2 separate regions of the Homo sapiens genome follow, and region 1 is linked to region 2. A link is a loop called in an ENCODE intact Hi-C map of the cell type or tissue named here. Cell type or tissue: psoas muscle. All regions are shown on one strand. Each heading gives the region's core, and the rest is flanking DNA. Links, peaks and the distances in the headings are about the cores only.

Region 1 (8,337 bases), core at 259-8,258, 90 kb before region 2:
TGTTGTTGGATTTATTATTATTATTTGAGACGGAGTTTTGCTCTTGTTGCTCGGGCTGGAGTGCAATGGTGTGATCTTGGCTCACTGCAACCTCCGTCTTCCAGGTTCAAGCGATTCTCCAGCCTTGGCCTCTTGAGTAGCTGGGATTATAGGCATGCGCCACCACGTCTGCCTAATTTTTTTTTTTTTGTATTTTTAGTAGCGACAGGGTTTCACCATGTTGGCCAGGCTGGTCTCGAACTCCTGACCTCAGGTGATCCACCTGCCTCGGCCTTCCAAAGTGCTAGGATTGCAGGTGTGAGCCACTGTGCCTGGCCTGGATTTAATATTTTATAAATGTCAATTAGGTCCAGATGGTTGGTAGTATCTTTACTAGTTTGCTGTTACTTGCTCATATATTATTTATTTTTCTTCTTTTTCTGCCTTCCTTTTCCCTATTTTTAAATTTCATTTTATCTTCTTTTTTGGTTAATTAGCTGTATTTCTTTGTGTATTATTTTAGTGATTTATAACATGCATCTTTTACATACCACAATCTATCTTCAAATAGTATAGTATCACTTTCGTTATAAGAACTTTACAATTAGGCTGGGCACGGTGGCTCACACCTGTAATCCCAGCACTTTGGGAGGCCAAGGTGGGTGGATCATCTGACGTCAGGAGTTCGAGACCAGCCTAGCCAACATGGTGAAACCTTGTCTCTACTAAAAATACAAAAATTAGCTGGGCGTGGTGGTGGGCGCCTGTAATCCAAGCTACATGGGAGGCTGAGGCAGGAGAATCGCTTGAATCTGGGAGGCGGAGGTTGCAGTGATCTGAGATTGTGCCATTACGCTCCAGCCTGGGCAACACAGCGAGACTCTGTCTCAAAAATAAAAAGAAAACTTTACAACTATATGTCTCCATTTCAGCCCTCCCAGGTTTTGTATTATTGTTATGCATTTTACTTATACGTATGTTATAAATCCCACAATATGTTATTTTTTAAATTTTACTTTATTTATTTATTTTTTGAGATAGAGTCTCACTCTGTTGCCCAGGCTGGAGTGCAGTGGCGTGATCTGGGCTCACTGCAACCTCTGCCTTCTGGGTTTAGGCAGTTCTCCTGCCTTAGCCTCCTGAGTAGCTGGGATTACAGACGTCCACCACCATGCCCAGCTGCCCAGCTGATTTTTGTATTTTTACTTGAAATGGGGTTTCACCATGTTGGCCAGGCTGGTCTCAAACTCCTGACCTCAGGTGATCTGCCCATCTCGGCCTCCCAAAGTCCTGTGATTACAGGTGTGAGCCACTGCCCCTGGCCATATATTATTATTTTTGTTTTAAATTAACCATTTGACGAACAACCAGACTATTTTCAAAAAGGGCTGCACCATTTTACAATCCTACCAGCAGTATATGAGGGTTCCAGTTTCTCCAGATCCTTTTCATTGTCTGGCACTTTTATTGTCAGCTATCCTACTGGGTAGGAAATGGTATTTTCATTTGCGTTTGCCTGAACGCTAATGATTTTGAGCACGTTTTCATGCACTTATTGGCTATTTGTATATTATTGTTGGAGAAATATCTATTCAGATCCTTTGCCCATTTTTAAATTGGGTTACTTGTCTTATTGTTCAATTATAATATTTCTTTATATATCTAGATATAAATCCCTTTTTAGACACGTTTTGTGAAATTTTCTCCTAATCTGCAGGTTGATGCACTAAACTTTTAATTTTGATAAAGTTCAGTTTATCTTTTTTTTTTCTTTTGCTATTTTTGCTTTTGGCATATCTATGTAGACTTTGCTTAACCTAAGGTCACAATGATCTAATTCTATATTTTCTTCTAAGATTGTTATAGTTTTAACTCTTACATTTACATCTCTGATCTATTTTGAGTAAATTTTTGTGTATGGTGTAGGGGAGGAGTCCAACTTAATTCTTTTGCATGGGGATATATAGTTTTTCCAGCCCCATTTGTTGAAAAGACTATTCTTTTAATTCATTTAATTATCTTGGCAACTTTCTTGTGAAATTGGCTGTAATTGAGGGTTTATTTGTAGATTCTCAATTCTATTCCATTGATCTATATGTCTGTCTTTATGCCATTACCACAATACACTGATTATTGTAGTTTTGTATTACGTTTTGAGATTAGGGAGTTTGAGTCCTCCAACTTTGTTCTTTTTCAAAATTGTTTTGGCCCTTCTGGATCCCTTGAATTTCCACATGAATTTTAGGATCAGCTTCTCCATTTCTACAAGGAAGTCAGTTGAGATTGTGATAGAAATGTGCTGAACTTACAGATCAATTTGGCAAATACTGCCATTTAAACAAAATGTTGCTCTATGAACATTTGCTGCTTTTCCATTTATTCAGATCATTTTTAATTTATTTCGACGTTTTATGGTTTTCAGCGTATAAGTGTTGCACTTCTTTTGTTAAATTTATTCCTAAGAGTTTATTCTTTTTGATGTTAGGTTTTTTTCTTTTTTCTTTTTCTTTTTTTCTTTTTTTTCGTTTTTGTTTTTGAGACAGGGTCTCACTCTGTCACCCAGGCTGGAGTGCAGTGGCACGATCACAGCTTACTGCAGCCTTGACCTCTTGGGCTCAAGTGATCTTTCTGCTTCAACCTCCTGAGTAACCAGGACCAGAGTTGCACGGCACCATGCCTGCCTAATTTTTTAATTTTTTGTAGAGACAGGGTTTTGCTATGTTGCCTAGGTTGGTCTCGAACTCCTGGGCTCGAGTGATCCTCCCGCCTCAGCCTCCCAAAGTGCTGTGATTACAGGCCTGAGCCACTGCACCCAGCCCAATGTTAGTTTACATATAATTGTTTTCACAATTTTATTTTTGGTTTATTCACTGCTAATATGTAGAAATACAATGGATTTTAATACATTAATCTTGTATCCTGAAAACTTGCTGAACTCATTTATTAGTTGTGATAGTTTTTCATTGGATTCCTTAGGATTTTCTTTATACAGGATCATGTCATCTGCAAATAGGGATAGTTTAAATTCTTCCTTTTAAGTCTAGATGCTCTTTGTTTCATTTTCTGCCTAATTGTCCTCCAGTACAATGTTGGCCAAAAGTGGCAAGCCTGGATATTTATCTTGTTTTTGGTCTCAGGGGGACCACTATGATCTTCAGTCATTTGCCACTAAGTATGATGTTAGCTGATTTTTTTTTTTTTAAGATGGCCTTTATCGGGTTAAGGAAGTTCCTTTTTACTCCTAGTTTTGGGTGCATTTTTATTAAGAAAGGGTATTGAATTTTGTTAAATGCTTTTGCTGCTTCTATTGAGATGATCATCTAGTTTTTGTTATTTATTCTACTGATGTGGTATATTACATTGATTTTTGTATATTAAGCTAACTTTGCATTCCTGGGATAAATCCCACATGGTGATGGTGTATAATCCTTTTTTTTTTTTTTTTCTTTTTGAGACAGGGTCTCACTCTGTCGCCAGGTGGAAGTGTAGTGGCACGATCTCGGCTCACTGCAACCTCTGGCTCCTGGGTTCAAGCAATTCTCCTGCCTCAGCCTCCCGAGTAGCTGGGATTATAGGCATGTGCCACCACACCCGACTAATTTTTGTATTTTTAGTAGAGACAGGGTTTCACCATGTTGGCCAGGCTGGTCTTGAACTCCTGACCTCAGGTGATCTGCCCACCTCGGCCTTCCAAAGTGCTGGGATTACAGGCGTGAGCCACTGCACCTAGCCTATAATCCTTTTTTATAGATTGCTATATTTAACTTGCTAGTATATTTTGTTAAGGATTTTCACATCTATGTTCATAAGAGATAATGGTCTATAGCATTGTTTTTGTATGTGTGTGTTTTTTCTTGTGTCTTTTTCTAATGAGGGTAATACTGGTCTCATAGAATGAATTGGGAAGTGTTCCCTTCGTTTTTGGAGGGTGGGGGTGGAGGGAGGGTTTGTAAATAATTGATATTAATTTTTCTTTAAATATTTGATAGAATTCCCCAGTGAGCTCTGTTGCCTAGGCTGGAGTGGATCTTAGCCCACTGTAACCTTGAACTCCTAGGCTCAAGTGATCGTCCTGCCTCAGCCTTCTGAGTAGCTAAGACTACAGGTGTGTACCACCACACCCAGCTAATTATTTTGTTTTTGTGGAGGTAGGGTTTTGCTATTTTGCCCAGGCTGGTCTTGAACTCCTGGCGTCAAGCAACCCTCCCACCTTGTCCTCCCAAATCGTTACAACTACAGCCACCTCTCCTGGCACTGGGGTTTGCTTTATAGGAATTTTTTTTATTATGAATTTAGTTTATTATAGGCCTATTCAGATTTTCTGTTTCTTACAAAGTCAGTTTTGGTAGTTTGTGTCTTTCTAGGAATTTGTCTATTTCATCTAGGTTTTCTAATTTGTTGGCATACAGTTCATGTCTGGTGATTTTTATTGGATGCTAAACTTTGTAAGTTTTATATTATTGGATGGTGGATCTTTGTGTATCTCTGTAAATATTATTGAGCTTTGTTCTGGATCGACGCTGTTTGATCCATTTGGGTGTTGCTTTTAAGCTCTGTTAGATGGAAGCAGAACAGTACTTTGGATTAATGTTCTTCACTACTGAAGCAACTGAATCTTCTGAGTCTTCTACTTAGTGCCCCACGAATGATGGTTTTTACTCTGTCTGGTGAGATTAGGCACAATTCCTGGCCCCGTGTGAGTTCCAAAGATTGTTTCTTCTAATCATTTTGGGTAGTTATTTCCCCAGCTTAGGGCAGTTTTCTCACATAAACGTGCTGTTTTTGAACTCAGCTGAATACTCAGAGGGTCTCCTACAGATCTCTGGAGTTCTTTCTCTGTGCAGCTCTTTTCTCTCTTGGTACTACTGTATGCTGCAAATTCTGATTCCTTGGCCTTTTCAGAATCTAGCTCTGGCTCCTCAAGTAAAGGTATTCCTCTGAGTTCCCCCTGGGTTTCCCTCCCTGTTCTGTGACTGGGAAACTTTCCCTAGGCAGCAAGCTAGGCCAGTCATAGGCCACCTTCTTCATTTGCCGTGTCTCAGGGATCACATCACTGTCCCATGCTGCCTGTGGCCAGTATCTTAAAAACTGTTTTATATATTTCATCCAGTTTCTTAGTTGTTTCAGGTATGAGGATAAATATTGCTCTCGTTACTTCACCTTTTCTGGAAGCGGAAGTCTTGCCTTTTCTTAAAATATCAGGAATTCTTTAGGGGTTGCTTCCAGAGTATGAGATATTCTTTGGAATTTCCGTAGGGGGAATATCTTCCTTCTTTCAGGATGGATTTGATTTTGAGGAGCAACCAGGAGTATGTTTTCAGGTCTGGATATGTGATTTCTCATCTGGGTAATACTGTTTGAGGTCCAAAATGAGCTCAGTGTAATAAGGCAGCTTTCCTTGTGTGATTTGTAAACTAGTTTGGAAACAAAATAAGAGTTGCAAAGTATTTTCATTGGTAACCTGATTAAGATAAGGATAAAACTTCTTAGGGGTGTGTATCTTGAAAAATAACTTTAGTTTGAATGCTTCTCTATATTTGCTGGTATATATTATTGTTTATATTTAAAATTTGAACTGAAGTATTTAAGAAAGCTTGGTTTTATGTGATAGTCTCCCTCCAACTTGATTATAAACTTACTGATATTTGAATACTTTTGTACATTTCTCCTTACTACATTGCACTCTTAACTGTGGAAGCTTCTTTTCTTTTTTTTTTTTTTCTTTTTAAATTTTTTTTGAGACAGAGTTTCACTCTGTCACCAGGCTGGAGTGCAGTGGCATGATTTCATCTCACTACAACTTCAACCTCCGAGGCTCAAGTGATCCTCCTACCTCACCTTCCTGAGTAGCTGGGATTACGGGCACATGCCACCATGCCCAGTTAATTTTTGTATTTTTTGTAGAGATGGAGTTTCGCCATGTTGCCCAGGCTAGAATGTGGAAGCTTGTCACATCATGATAATCAACTAATTAATTTCTGTGTAAAGAAACTGATATCACTCTGTCAAAAATATGTTGCATGATACAAAGTATGTAAAATTGATTTTTGTTACCTGTACAGTTTATAATGCCTTCGTAAGTTTAATTAAAAGCTATTCATATACGATGTTGAATTCCAGTAGCATGAGCGCATATCTGTATTTGTCTTGTACTGTGGGAATTATGTGAATGCCCTAGTTCAAAGAGATGCCTTGACTCTGGATATATTAGGGTTCTCTAGAGAGACAGAACCAACAGAATATATATTTGTATGGATACATGAGAGAGGATTTAGTAGGAGAATTGGCTCCTGTGATTATGAAGGCCGAGAAGTCCCACAATAGCCCGTCTGCAAGTCGGAGAACCAGAGAAGCTCAGGCGTGTCTCAGCCCAAGTTGAGAGGCTTAAGAACCAAGGAAGCCAGTGGTGTAACTTTCAGTCCAAGGCTGAAGGCCTGAGAGCCCCAAGAGGCTGCTGGTGCAAATCCCAGAGTCCAAAGGCTGAAGATCGTGGAGTTCTGATGTTCAAGAGCAGGAGGAGGAGGGAATCCCATCCTGGAAGAGACAGAGAATGCACCCTTCTTCTACAGGGTTTTTCCATTCAGGCCCCTAGCCAATGGGATAGTGCCTGCCCACATTGAGGGCAATAGTCTCACTCCCCGACTTACCTGTCAGTCTCCTCTGGAAACACCCTCCCAGGCACACCCAGAAGCAATGCTTCACCAGCCATCTAGGGATCTCTCAACACAGTCAAGTTGATACCTAAAATTAACCATCACAGTGGATATGTTATGTCATTAACCAAAGAATGTCCATAGAACCAAGTAGATTGGAATATACACTCTATCATATGCCACCTTAATCACTGGGTCAAATTCTTTTTTGGGGGAAAGAGGTTAAAATTGTTTTTCCATAGTCTTTGTTTTCCAGCACCCTAAGATCCTATTAACCTCATCCCACCCCCAATTCAGAAAGATAAGGACTTTAAAAAAGTATTCTTATGGTTTGAATTCTTAGATTTTTAGCTTTCAGCTTTTATTTTCTGTAATTTCATCTTTTTAGTTAACTGTATAGTTTCACAGTTCCTTTATAGTGAATAGTGAACCTTATAGTAGATAGAGTGGATACTCTTTTACTTACGTGGTTTGTTCTTTTGTTTTGTTTTGTTTTTTGAGATGGAGTCTTACTCTGCTGCCCAGGCTGGAGTGCAGTGGCGCAATCTCGGGTCACTACAACCTCCGCCTCCTGGGTTCAGGTGATTGTCCTGCCTCAGCCTCCTGAGTAGCTGGGACTACAGGCACGCGCCACCATGCCCAGCCAATTTTTGTGTTTTTAATAGAGACGAGGTCTCACCATGTTGGCCAGGCTGGTCTCGAACTCCTAGCCTCAGGTGATCCTCCTGCCTTGGCCTCCTGAAGTGCTGGGATTACAGGCGTGAGCCACCGCGCCTGGCCTCTTGGTTTGTTCTTTATCTGGATGTTCTTGTTTAGTATCTTAGTAACTTTTCGTTGTCTTGTTTTCTTTTCATTTTCTTTCAATTCTGTGTTTTGTTTAAGTAAAAGGAAGGTTACAACAGGAAAATCTTCTTTTATTTTTTATTTCTACAGATGAGGTCTCGCCGTGTTGCCCAGGCTGGTCTCAAACTCCTGGCCTGAAGTAGTCCTCCCTGCCTCAGCCTCCTAAAATGCTGGGATTACAGGAATGAACCATTGCACCTTGCCAGATTTTTCTTTTAAATCCATATATATGAGGTGGACTTTTTACCTTGAAATTTGCATTGAAATTTTTAATTTTTATTTTTGATTAATTTAGAATTCCATACATACTATTTTTATGACCACATATTTTTCATGGAGAGTAAAAACCACACTTTAGTAAACAATAGTGTAAAGGTAGCATTATCCTTTGTTTCCAGGACCTAGCCACAAATTTGCTATGAAAGTTTTTTGTTTTTGAGACAGTATCTCGCTGTCTCGCCCAGGCTGTAGTGCAGGTACAATCATGCCCCACTGCATGCAGCCTCAAATTCGTGGGCTCAAGCAGCCCTCGCACCTCAGCCTCCTGAGTAGTTGGGATCACAGGTGCACACTACCAGGTTGACTGATATAAAATTTTTTTTTTTTGTAGAGCTGGGGTCTCCCTATGTTGTCCAGGCTGATCTCAAACTCCTGGGCTCAAGGGATCCTCCTACCTCACCCTCCCAAAGTGCTGGGATTACAGGTGTGAACTACTGCACCTGGCCTAAAAGTTGTTTTAAGGAATATTTTGTGTTATTTTTCAGTCTTTAGTTTCTTTGAGTATAACTTTGTAAGAGCTTTTTTTTTTTAATTTTTTTTTTTTTGAGATGGAGTTTCGCTCTCATTGCCCCAGCTGGAGTGC
Region 2 (8,337 bases), core at 106-8,105:
CTGAGGCATGAGAATCGCTTGAACCAGAGAGGTGGAAGTTGCAGTGAGCCGAGATCACGCCACTGCACTCCAGCTTGGGCAACAGAGTGAGACTCTGTCTCAAAAATAAATAGGCCAGGCACCGTGGCTCACACCTGTAATCCCAGCTCTTTGGGAGGCTGAGGCGGGCAGATCACTTGAGGTCAGGAGTTTGAGACCAGCCTGGCCAACATGGCGAAACCCCATCTCTACTAAAAATGCACGCCTGTAATCCCAGCTACTCGGGAAGCTGAAGCAGGGAGAATCTCTTGAAGCGGAGAAGCAGAGGTTGCAATGAGCTGAGATCATGCTACTACACTTCAGCCTGGGCGACAGTGAGACTGCATCTCAAAAAAAAAAAAAAAGAAAAAAGAAAAAAACTAAAACAAAAACTCTCTAGAATATCCTCAGAGATGAGAGAAGATATTGTTATAATGGAACAAGAACAGGAGACTGGAAAAAGGAATATTCAAAGAACGAGGAAGAGCTCTTAAAAATTCAATTAAAATAGCAGAAATTGTACATATGTTAAAAGTTTTAGAAAATAAAGTTGAGAGAACCTCCCAGAAATTAAAATAAAAAAATCAAAGACACAAAAATGGAGAAAGAAAGAAAGAAGAAAATCAATCTCAGAGATTCATTCAGACACAAAAATGAAGAAAGAGAAAGAAAAGAAAGAAGAAAGAAAGAAAGAAGAAAGAAAGCAAATCAGTTAATCTGAGAGATTCAACACTGAATAACAGGAATTCCAGAAGGAGAGAACAGAAGTTGGAAGGGAGGAAACTGTCAAATAAGTAGAGAAAATGTCCCAAACCTGAAAAACAAGAGATTCTAGATTATAAGTACTTACCTAGCACCAGTTCAATAAATAAAAAAAGAACCTTGCTTAGTGGTTTGCATTTTTAAAAACTAAGGATAAATGAAAGCTCCTAAAAGGGTTTTTTGTTTTTGGTTTTGTTTTTCTTTCTTTCTTACCACTATAAAAATAAGGACTTAAATGTTTCTAGAGAAGACACATGCAATACACTAGGACTTAGAATGATACTGAGCTTCTGTGTAGCAGCTATGGGAGCTAGAAGACAACGGAGCATCACCCTCAAAATTTTGGACGGAAAAGTTTACTGACTTCAACGTTTTTGTTTGTTTGTTTTTGTTTTTGTGATGGAGTCTTGCTCTGTTGCCAGACTGGAGTGCAGTGGCACGATCTCGGCTCACTGCAAGCTCCGCCTCCCGGGTTCATGCCATTCTTCTGCCTCAGCCTCCTGCGTAGCTTGGACTACAGGTGCCCACCACCACGCCCGGCTAATTTTTTTTGTATTTTTAGTAGAGACGGGGTTTCACCATGTTAGCCAGGATGGTCTCGATCTCCTGACCTTGTGATCCGCCCGCCTTGGCCTCCCAAAATGCTGGGATTACAGGCGTGAGCCATCGCACCCGGCCACACCCGGCTAATTTTTGTATTTTTAGTAGAGATGGGGTTTCACCATGTTGGCCAGGATGACCTTGATCTCTGGACCTTGTGATCCGCCTGCCTCAGCCTCCCAAACTGCTGGGATTACAGGTGTGAGCCACCGTGCCTGGCTTTAACTTTTATATTTAATTAAATATGTGGGTAAAAAAAATGTTTTTATGGCCGGGTGTGGTGGCTCACACCTATAATCCCAGCACTTTGGGAGGCTGAGGCAGATGGGTCACCTGAGGTCAGGAGTTCGAGACCAGCCTGGCCAACATGGTGAACCCCTGTCTGTACTAAAAATACAAAAAATTAGCCAGGTGTAGTGGCACACATCTGTAGTCCCAACTACTCGGGAGGCTGAGACAGGAGAACCGCTTGAACCCAGGAGGGGAGGCTGCAATGAGCCAAGATCACACCACTTCTCTCCAGCCTGGGCAACAGAACGAGACTCCATCTCAAAAAAAATAAAAATAAATAAAACATTTTTATGTGTCAGTTATATGTGTGGATAAAACAAGGACGTTTCAGTCATTCAAGGTCTCAAAAAAATTCACCTTCTATATACCTTTTATCAGGAAATCACTGGAATATATACTCCACCTGAATCAGTGAGTAAACTGTAAAAGAGACAGAGGATCTGGGAAACAGATGCTCCAGCTTAGGAGAAAGAGGAGGGCATTCCAGAGATGAAGAGGAGGAGACATCCCTAGCGAGATGTCAGCGATTCAGTGGCCTAGAAAGCAATCAATCCAGTTCGGAGCAGGAGAAACCCCTGAGGGTGTCTCCAAGGCGGAGTGAAACTGATAGATTACCTGAAGTGTTTGAACTGATTAAGAGGAGATTTACAGTTCTGTTGGAGAGTTTGAGGATGAATTAATGAAAAATACATAACAAATACTAAGCTAGAAAAAAAAAAACAAAAAGAATAAGAAGAGGAAGTGGTAATTATTAGTTCCAGGGAAACCAAAATTATACAAGAAAGGAAATTTAATTATAGCATTCCATATGATTCAGCTGTATATATTTACTACATAATAGCACTGTTAGCACTGAATATTGAGTTGAACAAAAACGGTAACTTACATTGTGAGGAAGGGAGGATGGAGGCTTATGTTGTGAGGGTGGGGCAGGGGTGGAAAGTACTGTTTTTGTTTGTCAGCCGGTAGTATTAATGTTATTTGACTTTTTAAATAATGTATATGTATTTAATATAAATTTTAATTTTTAAATAAAATTAGTAATTTAAATTATAATAAATCATTAAAGAAAGGGAATAATTCCATTTATGAAATTATATTAATTAATATTAATATTAAGAAATTATTGGCTTTCTTTATTTTTTTTTAAGACTTAGGGTCTCGCTGTGTTGCCCAGACTGGAGTGCAGTGGCTATTCACAGGTGTGATCATAGAGCGCTACAGTCTTGAACTCCTAGGCTCAATTGATTCTCCTGCCTCTGTCCCCCGAAGTAGCTGGGACTTACAGGGTCATGCCATAGCCCTCAGCCTTTTCTTTATATCTTTAAATATAAAAGCATGGGCTGGGCGCATTGGCTCACTGCTGTAATCCCAGCACTTTGGGAGGCCAAGACGGGTGGATCACGAGGTCAGGAGATCGAGACCATCCTGGCCAACATGGTGAAACCCTGTCTCTACTAAAAAAATACAAAAATCAGCTGGGCGTGGTGGCAGGCGCCTGTAATCCCAGCTACTCGGGAGGCTGAGGCAGGAGAATCATTTGAACCTGGGAGGTGGAGGTTGCAGTGAGCCAAGATCACGTCATTGCACTCCAACCTGGGTGACAGGGCGAGACTCCATCTCAAAAATAAATAAATAAATAAATAATAAAATAAAAGCATGTATATACGTATGTATGCCTATATGTACATACATATGGTTAAAAATACATATTTTCTGGCTGGGCGTGGTGGCTCACGCCTGTAATCCTAGCACTTTGGGAGGCCGAGGCAGGTGGATCACGAGATCAGGAGATCGAGACTATCCCGGCTGACACGGTGAAACCCCATCTCTACTAAAAATACAAAAAAATTAGCTGAGCATAGTGGCGGGTACCTGTAGTCCCAGCTGCTGGGGAAGCTGAGGCAGGAGAATGGTGTGAACCTGGGAGGCAGAGCTTGCAGTGAGCCGAGATCGCACCACTGCACTCCAGCCTGGGCAACAGAGCAAGACTCTATCTCAAAAAAAAAAAAAAAAAAAAATATATATATATATATATATATATATATATATATACATATATATATATATTCTGCTTCAATTTGCTCTAAAATATATATATATTTGGACTTGATATTTATAGAATCATACTACATATGCATTCTTTTGTGACTTGCTTCCTTCACTTGATTACCTTTTTGTAACTCACCCAGATTGAGGTGTGTAGCTGTAGTTCATTCATTTTCATGCAATATAGTATTCTATTTTCTGAAAACACCATAGCCTATTTATCTGTTTTACTGTTGACAGATGTTTATTCTTCTATTTTTTTCTGTTAAAAATAATTCCACTATAAATACTTTTGTATATGTGCAAAAGCTTCTCTAGGTATATACCTATAAGTAAGTGCAGTTACTAATGTGTACAGTAAATGCATCTTCAAATGTAATAGATAATGCAAACTTTTTGTTGTTGTTGTTGTTGGGGGAGACGGAGTCTTGCTCTGTCGCCCAGGCTGGAGTACAGTGGCGTGATCTCGGCTCACTGCCACCTCTGCCTCCCAGGTTCAAGCAATTCTTCTGTCTCAGCCTCCTGAGTAGCTGGGACTAAAGGCGCACACCACCACATCCAGCTAATTTTTGTATTTTTAGTAGAGACGGAGTTTCACCATGTTGGCCAGGATGGTCTTGATCTCCTGACCTCATGATCTGCCCGCTTTGGCCTCCCAAAGTGCTGGGATTACAGGCGTGAGCCACCCTGCCTGGCTGACAAAACTGCTTTTCAAAGTAGCTATACCAGTTTTCCCTCCCACTAGGAGTGGATAAGAGTTGCTATTGCTGCATACCCTTGTCAACACTTGGTATTACCTGACTTTAATTTTAGCCAACCTAGTAGTTGTGAAATGGTTTTAATTTGCATTTTCTTGACTGACATAAGATTGAACATCTTTTCATATGTTTAGAAACTGTTTATGTGTTCTCTTCAGTGAAATTCCTGCTTGGTTATTTGCAGATTTTTCTAGTAGGTTGTCTTTGTCTCATTGATTCATCACCGTTCTTTTATATTCTAGATGCTAATCCTTTGTCAGAGTTATGTGTTTTGCCGATCAACATGTTTCCTTTTTTCTGCAGATCTAATCACTCAAGGAGAAGTTTGAAAACCATTGGCCCAGGCTTCTGTTCTGTGCACCACAGTGAAACGGCCCTGTGGTTCTGCACAGGGCAGGTGTGGGTTCTTGGAGTGAGTCGCATTGTAGTTACTGACTGCTGCTGACCTGTGGTGCTTGCCTTTGCAGGTGGAACAGGAGGATTTTGTAATGGAAGGGCATGGCAAGACTCCACCTCCTGGTGAAGAAAGCAAACAGTGAGTCACAGTTTATTTAAAAAGAGTCCTATTACAGATCCTCGGAAACACTTTGGTTCAACATGCTGATAAGCGTGTTTGTCAGAGATGTATACGTTGGAGACATTGGGGAACTCACCAGTTGCTTTGGTGGCTGTTAATGCATTGCTTCTATTTATAGACCAACTAACTAGAAGGACAAGAAAGTTAGCGTTACAGTTTTTCACACTCGCCTAATCAAAATTTATGTTATGTTGTAGCAAAGGCTTTAAGGCTCAGTATGTTCCAAATTGAACTAATTCTGTTTGGTTGATTTCCAAAGAAAGTATAAAATGGTACATCCTTTTCTCAGTATTGTCTTTCTGAAGTGAACTAAACTAATAGACCATTTCCCTGCAATCTAAGTGTGAATTTATTTGAATGGTACTTTCTGAAATTCTATTCCATTTGGTTATTTACACTGCTGATCTTTGTTTAAATAACAAATTGTTTCTCTAAAGGAACAGGAATTATAAATAATATAACTTAGCCAACATTCCAAATAATTCAGGATCTCTCCCCTAACTCCTTAAGGGGTAATTGGTTTGTTGTTGGTTTTTTTTTTTTTTTTTTCTTGAGACGGAGTATCACTCTTGTCACCCAGGCTGGAGTGCAGTGGTGCAATCTGGGCTCACTGCAACTTCCGCCTCCTGGGTTCAAGCAATTCTCCTTCCTCAGCCTCCTAAATAGGACTAGGTGTGGTGGCGGGGACTACAGTTGCCCGCCACCACACCTAGCTAATTTTTCTATTTTTAGTAGAGATGGGGTTTCACCATGTTAGTCAGGCTGCTCTTGAACTCCTGACCTCAGGTGGTCTGCCTGCCTCGGCCTCCCAAAGTGCTGGGATTGCAGGTGTGAGGCATCGTGCCCAGCCAGGGGTGATTGGTTTTAAACCTGAAGTTGGGAGTCTGTTGGGTAGCTTTTTGATAGCAGTGAGTGAATTTTTTTCCTCTCTCCGTCATAGAATGTGAAAAATTGTGTTGCAGAGCAGACTGGTTTTTCATATGCCCTTTTAAAGGAAAAACAGTTAAGACTGCTTAAAGTACTGACATAACTACTATTTTTTATTCAGACATTAGTCTCCTAAATTGAATGGGCCAGTGATTATGGAATTTACCAAAAATCTATACAGAGAAACTTCTCTCATTCATATTTTTTTTCCTAGAAAATAGTTTAATTTTGGTCTGTCTTAAGAAAATTATGTCTTTAAAACCCTTAGGAATAAATTATGCAGAATGGACTATGCTGCCACGAGGCCAGATTCATTAAAGGAAAATGGCTCGTCTTGTATTTGTTGTGAATGGAAACCAGGATATTTTCACAGCTGGTTTAATTTGCTAACCAGGCAATTTTAAAAATAGCTCACAATATAAATCCTAGCTTTGCTGTATTCTATCAAATGCACTTACATTTTGCATGGGCTGATGGAATCAATTCATCTTTAGCAAATTAGAATGCCAGACATCTAGTCCCAGTAGAATGACAAGAGAAACACTTCAGGTGCTTTTCTCCGTGTCCACTGCACAGCCCTCCACCCCCACACTCTGGTCAAAGGTCTGTCATATAAAAATTATAACTCCATTTGTCGAGGGTTTTCTGTGCACAAGGTACTTTGCTTAAATATGTTTTACTCTGTCATTTCCACTCATTACACCATTTCATCTCCATTTCACTCAGAGATCAGGGTAGGTAACTTGCCCATGGTAATGCAGCTTGAAATGCAATTTAGATTTGAACCCAGATCTTACCGACTCTCTCACACCCTTTGCCATCCTTGGAAGCTATGCTCTTGAAAAATACTGTTGTTAGTAAAACTGCAGTTGTCAAAATCAAAGTCTCATGAATAAGAGGGAGTAGGCCAGGCGTGGTGTGGCTCACTGTAATCCCAGCACTTTGGGAGGCCAAGGCGAGTGGATCACTTGAGGTTGGGAGTTCAAGACCAGCCTGACCAACGTGGTGAAACCCTGTCTCTAGTAAAAAAATACAAAATTAGCCAGGCGTGGTGGCACACGCCTGTAATCCCAGCTACTTAGGAGGCTGAGGCAGGAGAATTGCTTGAACCCAGGAGGCAGAGGTTGCAGTGAGCTGAGATCACACCATTGCACTCCAGCCTGGGCAACAAGAGCGAAACTCCATCTTCAATAAATAAATAAATAAATAAATAAATAAATAAATAAATAAATAAATAAAGAGGGAGTTGAGGGAGACAATGAAAATGGCATAAGCCTATTTTTAAAAAAACAGGTGGAAGTTCTGTACTATAAAGGATATCCATTTCTCAAACAAACCAGTCTTTATCTTTAAAAACCTCTCTAGTAACCCTTATCCTGAATCAGCTTATTTAGGTATTCAGGAAATGTTGCTGGGCAGATTCTCCTACAAGTTTTATGTTATACAAACTGTACTTCTTTGAGAGTTTCAAACAGCCCCAGCAAGTTGGAATGCCATGTGTCGTATCCTTACCATTCTCCCTTGTTTTGTTTTCACAAGTCTCATACTGCCTGGCCTTTTCACAGATGAATTCTGTTCTATTTCTGTTTTCTTCTGGGCCTGGTCAGCTATTACATACTGAAGTGATAAAGCAGAAATCAGTCGTCTCACAAGGTGCTGTGAGCAAAGGTGCTGTGTTCTTTTGTTTGAGGCAACAACAATAAAAATATTTACAAAACAAATTTTTTTTAAATCTCAGAACTGCAGTTGGCAAATGATTATTACTATACTTTGTAAATATGATTCAGTCTGGATAGGGAATCTAGGAACTGAGTAATTTTTTTGCGTGTGTGACAGAGTCTCGCTCTGTCGCCCAGGCTGGAGTGCAGTGGCACAGTCTCGGCTCACTGCAAGCTCCGCCTCCCGGGTTCACGCCATTCTCCTGCCTCAGCCTCCCGAGTAGCTGGGACTACAGGCGCCCACCATCACACCCGGCTGATTTTTCTGTATTTTTAGTAGAGATGGGGTTTCACCGTGTTAGCCAGGATGGTCTCGATCTCCTGACCTTGTGATCTGCCCGCCTCGGCCTCCCAAAGTGCTGGGATTACAGGCGTGAGCCACCGCACCTGGCCGGAACTGAGTAATTTTTTAATAAAAGTAATGTAATATAAGCTTGTCAGAAAACATTCAAACAGCAATTGTGACTGTAGAAATAAAGGTGAGACCTGGCCAGGCGCGGTGGCTCACGCCTGTAATCCCAGCACTTTGGGAGGCTGAGGCGGGCAGATCACGAGGTCAGGAGATCGAGACCATCCTGGTTAACATGGTGAAACCCCGCCTCTAGTAAAAATACAAAAAATTAGCCATGCATGGTGG

The links. Hi-C counts contacts between places; a loop is a spot of excess contacts. Peaks named below come from ENCODE experiments on the same cell type or tissue, not always from the same donor. Only the 100,000 strongest peaks of a DNase experiment are listed, where the experiment ranks them.
Region 1: it touches region 2 in a loop (2.2-fold over the local background); 8 of 110 quality-filtered maps call a loop at or near these places.

The regions. Positions count from the first base shown.
Region 1 is chr22:40,061,206-40,069,542 of GRCh38, forward strand. It overlaps a transcript of TNRC6B not described here. Among named protein-coding and RNA genes, the nearest start is that of TNRC6B-DT, 21 kb to the left of the region's middle. In psoas muscle, for the core only: no CTCF peak of the experiment used is centred there; no DNase peak of the experiment used is centred there; H3K27ac peaks cover 816 bases.
Region 2 is chr22:40,151,170-40,159,506 of GRCh38, forward strand. It overlaps a transcript of TNRC6B not described here. Among named protein-coding and RNA genes, the nearest start is that of TNRC6B, 23 kb to the right of the region's middle. In psoas muscle, for the core only: a CTCF peak has its summit at 5,026; no DNase peak of the experiment used is centred there; H3K4me3 peaks cover 339 bases; H3K27ac peaks cover 1,849 bases.